Regions from separate parts of the Homo sapiens genome. Here region 2 is linked to region 1. A link is a loop called in an ENCODE intact Hi-C map of the cell type or tissue named here. Cell type or tissue: mammary epithelial cell. All regions are shown on one strand. Each heading gives the region's core, and the rest is flanking DNA. Links, peaks and the distances in the headings are about the cores only. Region 1 has its middle 120 kb from the start of BTC. Region 2 overlaps EREG (epiregulin).

The links. Peaks named below come from ENCODE experiments on the same cell type or tissue, not always from the same donor. Only the 100,000 strongest peaks of a DNase experiment are listed, where the experiment ranks them.
Region 2: it touches region 1 in a loop (7-fold over the local background); 93 of 110 quality-filtered maps call a loop at or near these places.

The regions. Positions count from the first base shown.
Region 1 is chr4:74,667,157-74,676,736 of GRCh38, reverse strand. No RefSeq gene overlaps it. Among named protein-coding and RNA genes, the nearest start is that of BTC, 120 kb to the left of the region's middle. In mammary epithelial cell, for the core only: a CTCF peak has its summit at 5,443 (motif pointing right); a DNase peak (open chromatin) is centred at 5,456.
Region 2 is chr4:74,367,317-74,376,896 of GRCh38, reverse strand. All of the region lies in intron 1 of EREG (epiregulin), which reads right to left. Among named protein-coding and RNA genes, the nearest start is that of EREG, 7.0 kb to the right of the region's middle. RefSeq lists an enhancer at 1,520-2,719. In mammary epithelial cell, for the core only: a CTCF peak has its summit at 5,864 (motif pointing left); a DNase peak (open chromatin) is centred at 5,856; H3K27ac peaks cover 1,101 bases.

The DNA.
Region 1 (9,580 bases), core at 4,353-6,852:
ACAAACTGATGTGCACAACAACCTGGATGATTTTCCAGAGAATCGTGCTAAGTGAAAAAAAGGTAATCCCCAAGGGTTACACACTGTATGGTTTCAGTTATATAATAACATTCTTGAAATGACAAAGTTATAGAAATGTAGAAAAGGCTAGTTACTGCCCAAGATTAAACAATGGGTGAGGATAGGAGAGTGATGGAGGTGAAAAAGATAAAAGGGAAAAAATGAGGGGCCCTTGTGGGGATGAAAAATTTATGTTTATTTACCGCACCAATCTCAATAACTTGGTTTTGATATTATACTATAGTTTTTCAAGATATTACAGTTAGTAACAACTGGGTAAAGGGTACACAGGATCTCTGTATTATTTCTTAGAACTACATGTTAATTTATAATTATGTCAAAATAAAAAGCTTAATTAAAAAGACAAATCCCTTAATGAAAATGGAGGATAACTTACTTTTTAATGTCTTATAGTGTCATCATCATTATTTCTTATGGATTTGCCCTAATCTTCATCTAGGGGTGGGGAAGACTATCCCCATGAAGAAAGCTTAAGGGACAGTAGAGGCAAGAGATAGGGACAGTGTCATCAGCAAGAGATAAATTGCAAATGTGTGTAATGGCTTTGGAATTGAAATGTTACATTCATATTAATTTCAGACAAAATATCTTTTGGTAAAAGTTACTTGAAGTATAGAGATTTAAAAAAAGTCATTTAGAATACTCATATCACTCACGTTTAAGCCCATGATGAATAAGTGAGACCCGTACAGCCTCTAGGAAGTAAAATGTGGATGGGAAATGGTCCAAAGCTGGACAGTCAAGGTCTACAATTCTGCAGGACTTAGACGTTACCACAAGAGGGTGCAATGATTTCAGCTATTGCATGAGCAGAAGAGACCAGGTACAGAGAAACTTGAGACAAGAATATGGAGATACGTGGAAATGATACTGTTTTATAAACAACCTTTTTAAACTGTATGCTTTGTCTGGCGGATATATTTATGGTTAGTTTTTTTAATGACTGTAAATCAGTTTTTGAAAATTGTTAATTACTGAGCAAATCAAGGAAGGTGAAGCAAGATGGAAGGTATGCAAGAAGAAAATGGTTCTGATTGGGACTCAGTCCCTGAAGAGTCAGACAGGAGATCTCTCTCTTACTTCCTGTGGGGATGCTTCTCCTACAGCAGCTTACACATATGAAGGGACTTGAAAGCATCAATACAAATAGGTATCAAATATCCATTTGGATGTGAAATTGACTTCCTCTGCTTTATATATCGATTTACAAAGAAAATGGTCTCAAAGAGAACCTAGCCAAAAGTCTTTGGCCACTTTGGTTAGAACAGGGTTATAACAAAGAGTAAGAGATGAGAGGGGATGTTGGTGAGGGATGTAGCTAGGATATTGGCAAAGCGAATTCCTTCTAGAACATATGGACCAACTGTGAGTCCCCATCCTCTTTCTCTAGCCCCACTCATGTAAACCCTGGTCTAGTAATTGATTCCAGGAGGCTACTCAGAGAACTCTTTGGTGGGTTCCTCCATAGAGGACTGGTGCGTGCCCAACCGATACCTACAAAGCTAAGAGACTCTGGACAGAGTTTGACTCCCTCCCACCCACCAGGAAATTCAGAGGGAGAAAGAGATTAGCTGCTGGATACTCAAGAGCTGAAGAAGGAGTTGAGAGTGCCCAGCCCACCTAGAGAAGCATTTGCCTTGGTCAACGGAAGTGGAGGAAGTTTTCTGAAGAACACATGCAAACTCTCCTATGCAAGGGAGAGCTTAGCTTCCTGCCAGACCTAGAGAGTCTGTAGCCTCCAGTCATGTGAGGACCTCTACATTTCCTTACAGCTCCTCCTCTTTCCTCTGGTTGGTCCTTGGTGCTGAGCAAAAAAGTAACCACAGAAGATCTGAGCTAAGAAATTTCAAGCTAAGTTCAGAATTGTGATCATTGCATGCATCTGAACATTTTATTTTCTAAATAGAGATTGTTTGTATGACTAAAATTTGTCTGAAGTACTATCTAAGATTAACCAGAAAAGTTTTGAACTTGCCTGAATCTTCATTTAGGGGTAGGGAAATATCCTTATGAATACAGTTTAAGGGAAAGCAGAGGCAAATATTAAGATGTGTTTTTTATTGTGGCGTTACATTGACATTATCTGAGGTTTAGCTAATTCATAAACATTGATTTGGTACTTGGCTTTGAATGTGTATTGTTTACCTGGCTGGTTGAGAGTGTTTCTGGAAAATGAGCTTTGTCTCTTCTGAGTTTTTGATCTATCTGGTCAATTGGCCAATAACATGGAGTGAATTTTTAAAAACACCCGCAGAACTGAACTGCTCTCAGCAGCAATAGAAATAAGAGGCACGATGATCTATACATTAAAAGTCCAAAAAACATCTCAACCTGTACATGTCCCAGTGGAATTCCTGATTTCCTTCCATTCCTAACCTGTTATTCCTTTGGGCTTCCTCATCTCAGCATATGGCACCCACTTCATTTGGCTTCTCTGGTAAATCCCTAACAATTCTTCTTTATCCTCTCCTTTCCTACAGCCTCCATTCAAGTAGGCTAAGAAGAGTCACTCATCTCCACCTTCAAAATGCATCACACATCTGGCTGCTTTCCAGCACTCAGCTCTCCATCCTGACCCATTAATTGATCTCTAAGATGGACTCTTGCAATAGCCTCCTAGCAGGTCTCTGTACTCCTTCTCTTGCCCCCTTACAATCCAATCCGCTAACACCTAGGTTGATCTTAACAGAGTTAATTCCTACTCCAACACCTGTAATATTCGTGTAGTATCTAAATCTCTACAGTGGTCTCCAACACTTTCCATGATCTGACACGTTCCAGAATCACTTGCATTATGTTCTCATTTCTATTCTTCATGACTCTGTGATCACACCAAGATCATTCACATCTCAGGGCCTTCATTCTTACTTCCCCTTGTTACATCTTTCACGGTGTGCTCCTTAAATAACTCAAAACATAATTTAGTTTTCTATTCAAATCTCATCTCCTCAGATAAATCTTTTATTACTAGCACTTCTGAAAATTGCACTCCTTCTCAGTCATTAGCTATATTTTTATATTGCTTTATTTTTCTTCTTAGTAGTTACTTGACATTTTATTATTTATGTTGGTTTATTGTCTGTCTATACCATGCGAACAGGTACTACAATTGTTTTGTTCCTTGAACACCTGCAACAATCCTAACAAATAAGCATTCAACCTTTCTTTTTTGTAATTAAATAATTGAGAAATTAATTTTTGAGAAAGTAAATATATAGGATAATAGAAAGTGCATTGGATTTGGGGATGTACATTTTAGGCTTATTTTTTTCACCCTTTAATTGTGTAGATTCGAAAAGAATAACGTTAACTTTCTGTTCCTTTCTTTCTTCTCTTTAAGGAAGGATAATCTTTAAGGCAGCCTGAAATTCTATGAGGTCTAAAACAAAGAGCCATCTCTGATATAGGATATTACTTTTCTTTCTTTACATTTTATATGCAAATTTATAAATCAATGAATTTTCATGTCTTTCTTGGATATAGTTAGATATCTGTCAGACTTCTTTCCTTTCCCTCTTCTGTCATTGAAGTTTTGTGGGCCATCTTTATGTGACAAGCACTGTGCCAGACACTTGTGAGGCAGATGATTCTGATATTTTTTCTGCTTGCAAGAAGCTCAAAATCTGAAAAGGAAGACAGAAGTATAAGCATATTCATTAGAATATAATTTGAAAAATACAAAACCAGAAATGTGTTCAATATACAAGGTGGAGTCACTTTGTCCAGGAGCTCCAAGTAGAATAATGAAGGGAGATTGTGTGATGCACCTTTTTTGAGTGTTGTACTGCTAGGAGGAAGAGAGGGAATGGTGGTGGATGTGGAGGGTGGAGTCCAGAAAGATAAATGCATAACAACCAGTCCACTGGACCACTGATCTGGAAATCCTTGGCAATAATTCTTATTATAGTTTATCATTGTAGTTCTGATAAAATGTTGGGTACAAGACACAGATGTAGTGAACTAAGGAGCGACTGGGAAGGGTGGAAGAGGATACTTTTGCATTAGCCTCTCTTCTGGAAAGTTTGAGAAAGAGAGGAGAGAACTGGATAAGGAAAAGGGGTCAAGGAAGAAACTTTAAAGATGGAACAATCATAGGCGGTGTTGGAACAATCATAGGTGGTGTTGGGGAACAATCATAGGTGGTGTTGGGGAATAAACCAATAGAGCCAGAGGAAGAGCTGGAATTAGTTACAGGGATGGAGCTGTGTGAGAGCTTTAGTTTCTTGGTAGGAGGTTGTAGGAGAATGCGATCTGCAGCGCCGAAAGGTGAGGAGAGCCCACTTTCTTCTGAGACAGAGTCGGCAAGGGAAAGAAAAGAATCAGACTCAGGGCATTTTTAGGACACAGTGAGGAGGTGAAATTCTCAATGGCCTGCTTTTTTTTAGTGAAGTAAATGTTAAGGGCATGTGCTGAGCTGAAGGGAGTGAAGGTTGGGTCAGAGGAGATTTGAGGCAGTGAAACATTGGAATAGCCTCTAAATGTGAATGCTACCCCTGAAATCCATTGGCTCACTAATGCCTGGCCAATGAAGAGATAGTGTTTCTTTTGACAATTATACTTTCAACTTAATGGGGTAGTTATTTTTGATGAGTCCTGTCGTTATTATGGGCTGTTAGTAAGCACTATATTGTGTGTGGGCTTACTCTTATTTCCAAGGCTAATTATTGTTAATACTGTTTTGCTGTTTTAATTTCCTAATAAGAAAGCACAATAAACATTAATGCTTAGAACAGAAGGCTCAGCATATAGTGGCCCAATCAAGAAGTCATGGAAGCACATTAGTCAGCTGAAGCATTTTAACTGTCAGCCAAGCAAATGCATATAATCATCTTAAAACATATGGGCACATGCATGCATTTGTTCAGTACACACTTGTTTATCATCTACTCAGTGCCAGGTCCTCAGAAGCCAATGAGGATTCAGCAATAGAAAACCCAGTCCTCATCTATGAGGAGTAAATAATTTTGTAGATGTAGATTTGGGATTTATCCAATACATCTACTGGATTTCCAATATTGGGATTAAATACTACAGGTGTTAATGTAACCTATGAGGAATATTTTAATTTAATTTAATTCAGATTTCTGTAATATCTCTGGTGGTGCTACTCACTTGCAAATCACTGAGACTATATTTTTATGTTACTAAACTGCATTTTGTGCCCCAGAAGCAAATAATAATGTGAAAAAAAATAGCCTCTGGTACACCACTTTGTTTTTTACCCTCTGCCCTCAGCCTTCAAATTACCATTTTATGCAGGAAACTGCCCTTTATTTTAGTCACCCCCTCCATAGATATCCTTGAGCTCTCTGCCAATAGTAAATAAATGATGGCTGCTTTCCAAGCTCCTGCCTTTAGCCTCTGGGGGGCATCGTTGCCCTTTCTTACCCATCCGTGTCTGTAAATAGGCTATTTAGGTGGAATAGAAGGTAATTCATATGCAGTAATAGAAGAAACCTTATAGGAAATTTCAACTTTGTTACAATCATCTTGATCTGAGATAATATATCTGCCCATTTCTTCTTTATTTTTACCATTGAAATAGTTATTTCATATCACACTATTTATCTTTCAGCCATTGAGGTTGGAGAGAAGTTGTATTGACAGTAATCTCCAAAGGACATTGCCAATTTCCTTCCTTCTTCCTTTCTCTCCTTCCCTTCTCACCACCTCTTTCTTTTTTCATTTCTTCCTTTCTTCATATATTCATTCATTTCAGAAGTATTTACTGAGCACATATTCTGTGGTAGGCTCTGTGTTAGATTTTACAGATATAAAGTGAACTAAGAAACTCTTTGCCCTCGGGAACCTTAAAGTCTAGACAGAGACAGATAATACATGCAATGATTGCACTACCTAGCACTTAAGGCTGTAATAGTGGTAGACACAGGACACTGTGGGAGAACATAAGAGAGGACTTATAGAAGAGTGTGAGAGTCAGGTAAGGCTGCCTTTAAATTGATTTGTTGAGAATGAGCAGGAGTTAGTCAGAGGAAGCTGGGTAGAGGGAAGGGAAAAATCTTGACTATCAATTTATAGTTTTTAGTTGAGATCCTTGATGTAGAGGAAATTAATCAGAGAATTACAATAAAATTATTGTAGCATCTTCTGGAAAGGCCCAAGAAAGAATCTATTTCTTTTCTGTACTTCTCCTTGAAACTCTGACTTCCTTTCCCATCTATCAATTCAGATTTGAGTTGGGAGATATTGGAGCACTATGCACCATATTTACTTCTCAGGTTACAAGGAATGAAAGGTATGAGATTTAATTCTGCCCACTCTGCTGTAGCTCATTGTTTCTAATACTGTAGGGTCTTTTTATATGGACGAATATAAGGACTGGATGGAAGTATGATCCATCACCCTCCCAACTGATGAGGAGGAGTGTGGATTCCTTCATTTCATTTAACTTTCCAATGTAGGCAGAACTTCGTTCTTACCTCCACGAAGTAGGCTCCCCAACTCAGCCTACACATTAGAACTTTTCAGGGATGTTTTGAAAAGCGTTGTTGCCACTGTTCTTCCCCAGGAAATCCTGACTTGGGAAATCTGAGATGGGACCTAAACATTTCTGCTTAAAAAAAAAAAATCCCGTAGTAATTTTGATATCAAGATGGTGTTGAGAATCAATGTCTTTTACCATACTACAGTAATATCTTGTGGTGGAAAGTTTTACCATTTGAGGTCACATGAATTTGACTCCTAATTGTAGTTTTGTCACATAGTCACTGTGTGACCTTGCCCAAGTTACCAAACCTCTCTGATCTTCAGATTTTTAATCTGTGACGGGGCAACAATAATATCTAGCTCACGGGCTTGGTGAACTCAGTAAAGGCTAGAACCCTCCTGTAGGAAACACTGGGGATTTATTGTGCATGAGGTTTGTAATAAAAGTGGAATTGTAGGAACCATCCTTTGTCAACTAGATTAGTGAAACAATTATTAATAAAACACCAATAAACATTTACATTTCTTTGCTTCTCCTGAAGATGAGGTGAATCTGAAAGTGATTGAAGTCAGAGGGGTATTCAACAGCCAGCACTGTATTGTTGGTCCATGAATTTTTTTGTTTGAAATAGAGACTTTTTGAGCATGTCTTTTATGCAAGGCCTATTTATCTTTTTCTCTTAAATATGTGTAAGCTTTATCCCTTCTGATACTGTCGTAGATTAGTTTCTCACCTGCTTTCACTATTCTATGAGACTCCTAACCGATCACTCTGGCTTTGATCTCATTCATCTCCAGTACATATAATCACACAGCTTCCCTATTTAAATTCCATCTCCTCCAGGATCACATCCAAGCTCCTTAGCATGGAAAGCAAAGCTCTTAAGAGCTACTTATTTCTTTATCTTATCTTATATCGTCTTCCTCTTGAGCAAGGATTCTAATGAAACTTTAATGGTTCTGAACAAAATCTCTTGTGTTGGTAAATTTTACACAGGACACTCCCTTGGTCTAGAAAACCTTTCTCCCCTTTGCTCCCCTTTTTGATGAGAGACAAAATTTTACCCTGCATTATTGAGTGCTTGGTTTGAGTGGATCACTTTGAGGACATTTGTATGTTTCTTAGATCCCCCTGTGTGGTATGTGTTGTTACTTTCATGTTACAGTAAGGGAAACTTACGGTATGGAACATCCTATAAAACGTTAGACTTTCTGGGCTTCAGTTTCCCTATCCTCTCTGAGACCTTTGTCCATTCTTTGTTATCACTGCTTTGTTGGTATGAAAAGAGTGGAGGGAAGGAAGGAAAGGAAGAAAAGAGCCAGGGAGGGAGAAAGTTAAGAAACGATCAATTTGAATATGAAAGCAGGAACTGGGATTTCATCTCTTTATTGTCTTTGAATCCGCCTCATGCAATGCAGTACTGGGTTTGTAGCAGTTACAGTATATAGCTCAAATAAATACATAACATAAATGTATGACTGCTTTGTTACTAGATGCTAAATGTTATGAAAATATTTATTCCTCCATATCAAGGACTATGATTGGCGTTTAAGTAATTTCAAATTCAGTTCAACTACGCTCTCTGACATCTGTGAAAAAAAAAGTACACTGAATTTTCATTTAGTCTGTACAACTGCTGTAACAATCCTACTTTTTGTCATTAGAACAATGTACCCCACCCAGTCCTCCCCAATAACCCTTATCATCCCCACTCACTTCTACCTACATCCTCAATGAGGGCAAACTAAGCATGCAAAAAACAAAAACACAATTTTGGATTAAAAAAAATCTGTTAGCAGGACTTGTCCAATGAGATAGTGTTTTTGTTTTTATGAAAGGAGTTGTCATTTACAGAAAACACACCCTGTTCCCAAAGCCTGTCCCCTGTTAAATGCTGTCATGTACTAAGAGTTAATTATGGGTCTTTCCAAACAAACCTGGGGACCTCTGCTTCTTTGAAGATGGTTTTGTGTTTAGAAATCCATAGAAATCTTACATGATATGGAACTATGTATTATAGATCATAAAACTCCATGATTTGCTAAACAAACATTTCTTGGTTAATAAAACTCAGCAAGTGTTTCAACAAAAAGGGTGTAGCTCTATATCACAGAGGGTTTGCAGTTCACACATCTCAGTTTTGCAGTGATAAAGCAGTCATTAAAACATGAAAGCTCCTTAAAAATTACAGCTGCCAGACCAGATTAGGTTTATCTGAAGACTAGATTAAATATGAGAGTATTTACCTTGCATTCTAGGGGAATCCTTGGGAACACAGCTATAAAAATAAAACAGAGAGAGGTCAGAGTAATAGGGGCACAGACTTTGAGTGTGGCAGTTCTTGAATGTTGCCTTGAACGTCTTGGGCAGAAAGCAGGGTGCCTTCTGAAAGATTTTTAAAAGACTTTTATAGTCAAATAGGTATTGGATTAGAATTCCAATCCTTTCATTTCTCAGGTAGATCTTTTATTAAAATGAGAAATCACATATGATCTCAAAATTTACTTCTTCTGGCCAGAATTTCTTACTAACAATTTCTGATCTTTCAAGAACCACTTTCTAATGAAGAGTAGTGACAAAGAAAAGTAGAAATTGAAATTTGAGGAAGAAAGTTACTTGTAATTATCTAAACACCTCAAGACCTAGTTGGGTCATGAGTGAAATAGATAGCTTCTCTGTACTTACTTTTATGCCAAACATTTATTTTATTTTCTATTCAATTTATATTTAATTTATATACATACATCTCTTGCTATTTCATTAAATATATATAATAAATACTTTATATATATATATATATAAAATATACTTAGTGTGCAAAGAGCTCTTCAAGGTCTAAGAAAAAACTTACTGTTCTTAGTTTTTCTAAGAACTCAATGTACAAATGGTCAAAAAGTTCCAAAGAGAATGTTTGAAAAAATATTCAACCTCAGTAACATTTGAATTTCATTTAAAATTGAGTAACAATTGAATTTCATTTAAAAGAACAGTCAGATACCAATTAGCAAAGATTATAAAAAGAATTATCACTTCATGTGGCTGACGGGAGAG
Region 2 (9,580 bases), core at 4,653-7,152, 300 kb after region 1:
GTATAACTTCATATATCAAATTTCACACTTAATTCTGTGAAGTAGTTATTAGTCTCAAATACCCTCAGTGTATTTAAATTAAATGTCTTGTCTAAGATCACTTGTGACCACAGAAGAGAAGAGTTACAAATTTATCTTTTGAAATCAAGTCTCCTGTTCTTCAACAATTTGAAAATTCTGTTGTCTTTAAAGTTCAGAATTATCCCCTCCCCACTCCATGCTTTTTCTACAATATAAATGCTGCTTCAATTGCTCTTGTGGAACTACAAAAAATATATTTTTGTTGAATGACAAAGAAATAGCTAAAGCCTAGATTTCATTGTCAGTTGAACAGAGTTGAAAACTATTTCACTAAGCTTTTTATGGAGGATAAGCTAGATTCTCATTCAAGTCAATTTTGTTTTATATCCCAATAATAATTTCACCATACTTTCACTACTGAAGAATGAAATCCTTTAACTAATACAGTTTCCTCGGTACAAATTGGAGTTTTAGTTGCACGTGCTTACATCCTTGACATTCCTATTCCTACATATTTCTTCAACTGAGGAAAGCTTTGGAGGAGACATTACCAATTCTCCCTCCAGGAAAATGCTAGCCAGGGGGAAAAAAATGCACATTTGAAGCTAGTTTCTCTATCCTTTGCATAAACTAAAGCCTAACCTTTCCTGCTTGGAATTGCCTCCAATTGCAACCTGCAACTATTATAGAATCCAACTTACTTTGGAGTGTTGCTGTTAGTCTTCTTTTTTAAAGGTTTTTAGTAGTTGTTAGTTTTTCCACCGTTGGAAACTTTGTTCCAGTTGTTCAGGCCACAGGTGAAATGTTTGTCTTTGTTAATTAAAGAATGTTCAGCCCAGGGTGTGCCTCCACAAAGACTGGACTTTCCTTACTCGTGACGCTCCCTTGGACACAGTCCATCGCTCAGGATAGTTTCTGTGAGACTTGCTGCATTAATCCTACAGCAGGATATTTTACAGGTGGAATCGTATATAATTTTAAATGTTCCTTTCAAATTAAAGTGTATAACTGCAATTCCATCATGGATGGATGTGGCCAAGAAAACAGCAAAATTAATTCTAAGTCATGTCCATCTGCACAGCACTATTGCTTTAAAATAGTGGTTCTCAAATGTTCCTGCAATATGCGTCTGCTCCCAAACACTTGCAAACTAGGGTAGAAGAGTGAATGCGATCCAATGAATAAAAAATCTATCTCCAGAGAAATATTACATCCACTATCCTGTTAACCTTAAGAATCGCTGGTCAGGCCGGGCGCGGTGGCTCACGCCTGTAATCCCAGCACTTTGGGAGGCCGAGGCGTGCGGATCACGAGGTCAGGATATCGAGACCATCCTGGCTAACACGGTAAAACCCCGTCTCTATTAAAAATACAAAAAAAAAAAAAAAAATTAGCCAGGCATGGTGGCGGGCGCCTGTAGTCCCAGCTACTCAGGCGGCTGAGGCAGGAGAATGGCTTGAACCCAGGAGGCGGAGCTTGCAGGGAGCGGAGATCGCGCCACTGCACTCCAGCCTGGGCGACAGAGGAAGACTCCCTCTCAAAAAAAAAAAAAAAAAAAAAAAAAAAAAAGAATCGCTAGTCATTACTTTAATGAGTCATACAGGGAGGGAATAAATGCTAAAGCATGCATATATTTCCTTAATGTCAGGCTTTTCATGACCTTAGTGTTGTTTGAACATAATTTCTCTATGATTGGACCTCAAATACTATATTTGGCTTTTTCATTCTTGACAGTAGATTCTTCCTAAGCAAATAATTCACTACGATACTAAATATTTTAGATAGTATCTATGTCAAAAAAACAGATCTGGTGGCATTTCTTGTCTGGTGGCATTGGTAACTAAGATACAGAGGAATTTCTTGCCAGGTGATATAACACAGATGATCTGTAAACTCAAAATTGGCAGTTGGCGCTTCTTTTACAATACAGCTGCAAAAATGGAAATGCATTCAGAGGTCATTGTTTCTATCAAATTTCCAAATGGGTTTTAGGAATGTGAACCTCACCTATATATCTCTCTGCCTTCATTTTTCAGATTATGTTTCAGTGAAATCTCAGATGTGCCAGCAGGAAGTGGTGCCAGTGACTCAGAGGATACAAATCGCCTCTTCCCTGTGAGTCAGGACCGAGCCTACACCCTTACACAATATTGGGGACCGCGCGTGGGAGAGGTTGAGTGCCATCATAGGAATGGCAATAGCAGTAAATGTCGTGGGCCCTGGAGCACTAAGAAGTGGTTGCCCAACAGTCAGACAAAATGCCAGATGTAGAAAATGTACTTCCTATTGCATACGGTTTATTTTGACCTTGCTTCATTTTTATTTATATTTATTTTGTTTTTCGAGGCTCTTACTCATTTGCCCAGACTGGAGTGCAGTGGTGCAATCACTGCTCACTGCAGCCTCGAATCCCTGGGCTCAATGATCCTCCCATGTTGGCCTCCAAAAATGCTAGGATTACAGGCTTGAGCCATTGTGCCTGGATTTACCTTGCTTCCTAAGGATTGCACTGAGGGCTCATCCAGAAGGAGGCCAGTACAGAGGAGGCTAGGATTTGGTGACTGGATGACCAAGCCAAGTCAGCAAAATAATTGCAAATCTTAGGGTAAAATGACTATTCTGGAAAACAATCAAGAAAATAAAAATGATCCAAATTAAAATCAGATAGATTACAGAATAAAAGAAATGCATCTCATTTTCCCAGTTTAACCTTTTAGGCTATTTAGACCAGAAAAGCAAACTTGTGCAGAATCATAGCATTTGTCCAGCCCAAACACATAGCAAAATCCTCTTTGTTCACACTTTTGCTGTGGTCACATGCCAACCTACTCAGACTGTTCATTTTCTACCATCTTCCATGGCAGTCTGTGATTTTAGAATTTGTCTATAACGTAATAGGCTTGTTGGATCTTGTGTGCTTTTAAGGAGTGAATATGCCTTCACTGTTTTTGGATGTCTTTTTGTTTTAAATTTAATTCCACTATTTGATAAGCTCTTGCTTCACCTTGGTCAAAATAACTCTAAAACTCATTATCACATCAGATACTGAAAAGACTGTCAGCACCTTCTAGTAGCAACCTACTTTTCAGAGAGTATATATATGTGTGTGTGTGTGTGTGTGTGTATAGATATATATACGCACACGTATATACTTATATATATACATACATATATACTTATAAATATTACTTATATATAAATATATATGAACACATATATACATATATTACTTATATATAAATATATATATACACTCACATATATACACACATATATATAAATCTATAGAAAACTAACCTTGCCTTCTGCCAGTAATAATTCTATTCCTATATATTTTTAATGTTAGCTTTGTAACTGCACTTCATTAAGACCTAAGGTAAAAACGGTCTATAGCAATTTGAGATAAAACATATGAAACCCAAGGTTAATATAACAGGTTAAAAATAAGTAATTATTTTAATTTTGAGTTTTGAAAAATAGCCATAGAATCTTCCTTGACAAGTAGCAAAAATATTAATATGCCATGTGTTTCTAGTCATAAGCATTAAGTTATACTTTCCAATTTAGGTAGTCATTTCTAAATCATACTTCAAATGCTAATATATTTCGCTTACATATTATCATACAATGCTATACTTAAAGCTAGTCAAATAAAGAATCAGTGAGTCAAAATATAAGGGAATTATCTATTTTGCACTAAATATGAATTTAAAGATGTATATCTTGTTCATAACGGAAGTATTTCCAGAATGCAGGAGAATACATACCAACTCTTATGTAAAGAGTACAACCCAGCACTTTGGGAGGCTGAGGCTGGTGGATCATGAGGTCAAGAGATCGAGACCATCCTGGCCAACATGGTGAAACCAAAATACCAAAAAAAAAAAAAAAAAAAAAAAAATTAGCCAGATGTGGTGGTGGGCGCCTGTGGTCCCAACTACTCGGGAGGCTGAGGCAGGAGAATGGCGTGAACCCGGGAAGCAGAGGTTGCAGTGAGCCGAGATCACCCCACTGCACTCCAGCCTGGTGACAGAGCAAGACTCTGTTTCAAAAAAAAAAAAAAAAAAAAAAAAAGTACAATTTAAATTAATCTGAGTGTTTGGAACTCTGTGACTAAAATCTCTAAAGGTGGGACTTGCCTCCCCTAAAAGCCAAAGCTTCATTTATAGAGTATTGTTTCAAATTTTCTGTTGGAAACATATTTTTTTCTCAAGACAATCTTACATAAGAAGAGCTTTTTTATAACCTTTTCTACCTTGACTCCCTTCCATCGGGCTTCTCACTTCTATAAATCCAACTTAAATTATTCTTACATTATTATTCCAAAAGAAACATCTCCTGAAGGCGCAACAGTTTGGACTATAAGTGTCTGCAATTTGCCTTCTTTTCATTATGGCCACATTGTGGCAGGAAGCCTGGATATTTAATGGCATCTTGAGAAGCATATTGACTATATTGTATTCTCTGTAGATGCCTATGGCCAAACATGAATCTGCAAGGATAAAGTTTTAATCAGTGAGAGCACACAAAACAAGAGAAAGGGAATCCATTAAAGATGATTTCAAAAGACTCGAAATTAATTACTTTTTATTCAGAGAACCCACATAATACAACTCACACACTGCAGGCTGCTAAGGAATTCTACTTTCAGATAATATAGTTTATGAAAATATAGTTTGAGTTGACATTGGCGACCTTGACTTCAGTGAGAGCCACATATGCCTCCATAGCATGATAGCTGGTGGGATGGGCTTAGTTACAATCCAATCATCAAAAAGGAGGGCAGCTTACCCCATCCTTGCTTTTAGTAACTACATTTGTCAAATAATGTTTACTCAATAAATATCTATTGAGCGTTGTCTACATGCAAGATATTGAACAAAACACTGGAAAGAAAACTGGTACAAAAGACATTGTTCCTGCCCTAAATAGACTTAAAGAAGTTGGACACCTAAGGGTGGTAAGGAAAGGAGAGAATTTATAGATGATGCCAAGTTTCTAGTCAGAAAAAAAAAAAACAGAGAATGCTGCCATTAAAAAAGGAGGAGACATAGGCAGGACAGCAGGCTTGTGGTGGCATTTGGGCATGAAGGCATGAAGGGAGTGAACATATTTGAGTTTAATGTTTATCTATAGGTATTACCTATTTATATTTTTGAGGCTGTTGGGAATACAGTAAAGGAATAAGAATTTATTTGGAGATTAGGAGAAGTCTATTTGAAAGTCATATGAGGAGATACTGCCTTTAAAGGAATGGAAGACATTTATATGTTCCAAGGAAAACAGTATGAACTGGAAAATAACAGAACTTTGAGAAACAGGTGGTAGAGAGCAGACAGAAGTGGCAAAGAAAAGAGAAAAAGAAATTAGAGAAAAAAGAAAATTAAGTTTGCTGAGAGCTAAGAGAGTAGAGTTGTAAAAGGAAGTAAAGGGTGGTTATCAAAGGAATAATCAGAGACAGTATTCATGATTCCATCGTAAATAAGACTCATCATTATTAGATGTGAACGGTGCTAAAATCAGCAATAAATATTGCCAAGCTGATTTTTTAAACATGAGAATGGGCTTTATATTTGTATCCAGATTATCATTAAAATTAATTTTGTCTTGGTAACTCAAGCACTAATTTTCCAAACTGTGAAGTATGGGTGGCAATGTGTAACAGCAATTAAAAAAAAGTATATTTTATGTTATTGGTTCTAAACCAGGAGCAAAATTGCCAACCAAGGTTGGCAAAATTGTATCCCTCATTGGCAAAATTGCTCCTGGGGACCATTGCTACCATATGGTAATGTCTGGAGACTATGATGGTTGTCACGACTGGGGATGCTACTGACATCTAGTGGGTAGAGACCAGGGTTGCTGCTAAACACCCTGCAATGCATAGGACAGCCTCCCTGCAACAAAGAATTATTTAGTCCCTAATGTCAACTGAGACAAGGTTGAAAAACCCTGCATTAGACTCATGAGAAATGGAATCCAGTTCTAGCTCACATACTTATTTTGTTTCCCTGCAACTGAGCTGCCTTATCTCTGAAAACAGAGAACAAGGAATGAGGTGGGGTAGAGGGTGAAATGAAGTTTGGATTAGATTTCTCTAAGGTTTCTTTAATTTCTAAAACAATGCTTCTCTTTCTGCCACTGGCAGTCATATCACTGCCACTTTATTCAGTCATATCATAGCTCAGTAACCCCTCTCTCTTCCTCTCTTCCTCTCTTTCTGTCTCTCTCTCTCTATCTCTCTCTCTCACACACACACACACACAAATATCTTCAGTTAATACTGAATAATATAATAATATAATAAGAGATAAAAATGTGAAAGAGAGAGAAGAAAACTTATTAGACTTCATCAGAAACAACAACAGAATTGAATTTTCCAAAACTGTTACTTAACCTCTAGGTATTTTGCTTCTCAAAATATCTTTTTTAATATTTTTAAATACATTTTTAAAGTGCAGCTAATTGAGTCTATAACATAGTGGTGATAACTCCAAATAAAGTATCAATGTGATCATCCATCTAGCAAATATTAATTGTGTTTAATATAAGCCTATCACAATAGAAATGATAAAAGATGACTATAGCACCAGCAAGGAGGGATAGAGTTATACACACACTTACAGTGTGATGTGTGGTGTGACAGGGCCATAGGACAAAAGGAATGGGAAAGGTGCAATGGAGGAGGGTCAGGGCTTATCAGAGAAGTGCCTAAGGAAGTGGCTCCTTTTTCAGTCTTAAAGGATGAGTACTTTCACCAAAAGTAAAGAGTGACTTGAGGGCATTGACAGTAAAGGATACAAGCGTATTCAAACCCAAAGCCTTACATGCTGTGTACTCCTGTTTCCTCATTTGTAAAACGGGAACAATAACAACTTTCTGGGCTAAAAAGGCATCCTAAGAACTAAATGAGGCTTTTTTTTTTGTAAGAAACCATTTTTATGATGACAGCTCTAATTTTAAAAGTGCTTTCTATGAATTCATGTATCATCTTATCCATTAAATCTACATACAATTACCTGACAAGGTTATTGTGGACAACCTTTTTTTTTTCGGATGAGAAAACTGAGGCTCAGAGATAAATCACTCTTTCTGAAAGTATGAAAGAAAAAACTGGTGCATGAAATCTGTATTTTATACACTATACACTATGCCTCTTAGTTCAAGACTATAAAACTTACATATATAAAGATGTGTGTGTGTGTGCACGTATCAATCACTTTCATGCCTCAAATTTAAAATTGAGAATTTTTAACCTAAAAGATTAATGTTTAATACTTTTCTTTCTGAATATTACATATATCTCCATGGAATACATCCATATATCCATGGAATACTACTCAGCCATTAAAAGGAATGAAATAATGTCTTTCGCAGCAAATTGGATGGAGCTGGAGGCCATTATTCCAAGTGAAGTAACACAGGAGTGGAAAACCAAAAAACCATATGTTCTCACTTATACATGTACTATGTGTACTATGAGTACTATGTACTATGTACTATGTACTATGAGTACACAAAGGCATACAGAGTGATATAATGGACTTTAGAGACTCAGAAGGGGAAGGGTGGAAGGTGGGCTAGGGATTGAAAAAAAACTACACATTAGGTACAATGTACACTACTCAGGTGATAGGCGCACTAAAATCTCACAATTCACCACTATAGAATTCACCCACGTAACAAAAAACCAATTGTACCCCAAATGCTACTGAAATTTTTAAAAAAGGAGATGGAGGATAAACCTATATATTAAGAGTCTTATGAGATATATTAAAAAATCCATTTTTTTCTGGACAATTATCAAATCATCCTGAGTATTATAAATAGTATCCTAGTAAGTTAAATCATTACTTTAACCTAGAAGGCCACTCAACCTTTATGTGCCCTATAACTAAACACCCAGTCTTAGGTAAACTGCATCTCCAGAAGACGCTGAGTATGTGGCATTACTTCATTTTTTCAAAGGTTCCAGAATTGCCATGTCAAGGCAATGGCTGTCAGACTACTCCTCCCTGAGGATCTCTTCTATTACACCACTGGGAAGTGTTCTCATTGTCTCCCGATGGAATGTTCCCAGCAGCAGTTACAGCCATATTAATTAGACGATTTGTACAGGCCTACACTCAAAGTAAAGATTGACAGATGAGGAAACCCCACCTTAATTTACATTCTCTTTGAAGAGGATTTCTTACTTGACATTTGCATCTTTCACGTGAACATTAACCAGGAAATGGGAGATTCTTTTGCAAAAATAGACAGAAAACATTCAAATTCAGTTTCTCCGAAGTGATTATATGAGTATTGTTATTTTTTTTAAACCAAGGAAATACATTTACGTTCTCACAGTTAACAGGAATGGGCTATAGATCCCAAGTTGATCCCTTATCAATGCTATATCCAATTCACAATAATATACAAAGAATACAAGGAATAAAACAGACATAAGTTACCCTCTTTATTGCTTTACTTAATGTAAACCTTGGAAAATATAAAAATAAGGGCCCCAGTCAACTGACTTCAATGACTGCTTCATAATAAAAATCATATCTTAGGGGAACTGTGTTGATTAGAAATTATGAACATTAAGTAAAAATTCAACATATTTTAGCACAGCTTAAGAGAATAGTCACCTTTTATTTGCCTGATTTTGCACAGAGTCAGAAAGTCCATTTGTACATGTGCTGTGCCTATGAGAGGGTCTGAACCCTGGAGCAGCCCCAGCTACTCTGGAACTTCTCTATTAGAATCTGCTATGTTTATTATGCTCCTGCTAACCCTGAATCTCATTGGCTCTTTCCTCATTATCACAGAGTGACCTGGCCATTTACTATCTCTGAGTCTTTGTAAGGTACTTGACTTCACTGGGCTAATCAAATCTACCTCACACAGTTATTTTAAGAAGTAGAGGTGATGATGTATTTAAAGCACCTAATACACAACATGGCTGCCACACAGTAGGCATTTAGTAACTGTTAGTTTTCTTCTCAACTCCTGGATTTGGGTCTTAGTGCTGAATCAGACACCCCAATTACCCAAGCTGCTCACATGGCAAGACTGTGCAGAAGGTGGTGAGGGTACCTGGTCAAAATCCAGACAGGAAAGGCCTGTCATCACGTTTTCTGACAAGATTTGTCATCTCAGGTTGTGCCAAGACTCAGGTAACTCATAAACTCTCAGAGTCAACAGAAATGATCAAAGACAAGCCTATTGTCTCATTGAGATTTATGCTCCTCATATTTTCAAAAAAGAATATTTCTTCTGCTTAATTCTCTCTCATTGATGAAGTACGACTAAATTATCTTGGAGATGTCATTCAGGAACATATTCAAAAACCCATGTAGGCATGAATAAAAATGTTTGATGTTAAATAGAAAGCCCCTGAACATAACTGCAGAATTCAACATAAAAATTTATCCTCCTCTCTTTAGAAAAATCACAAGATAAAAAAGACAAAATTCTGCTCTAAAATTATAGATTATTTAAAAAAATGTTATCCGGTATTTCAACTCTTCTACTTAATGTTCAGTAGGCCAAAAATGCTAGCAAGCCCAAGTGT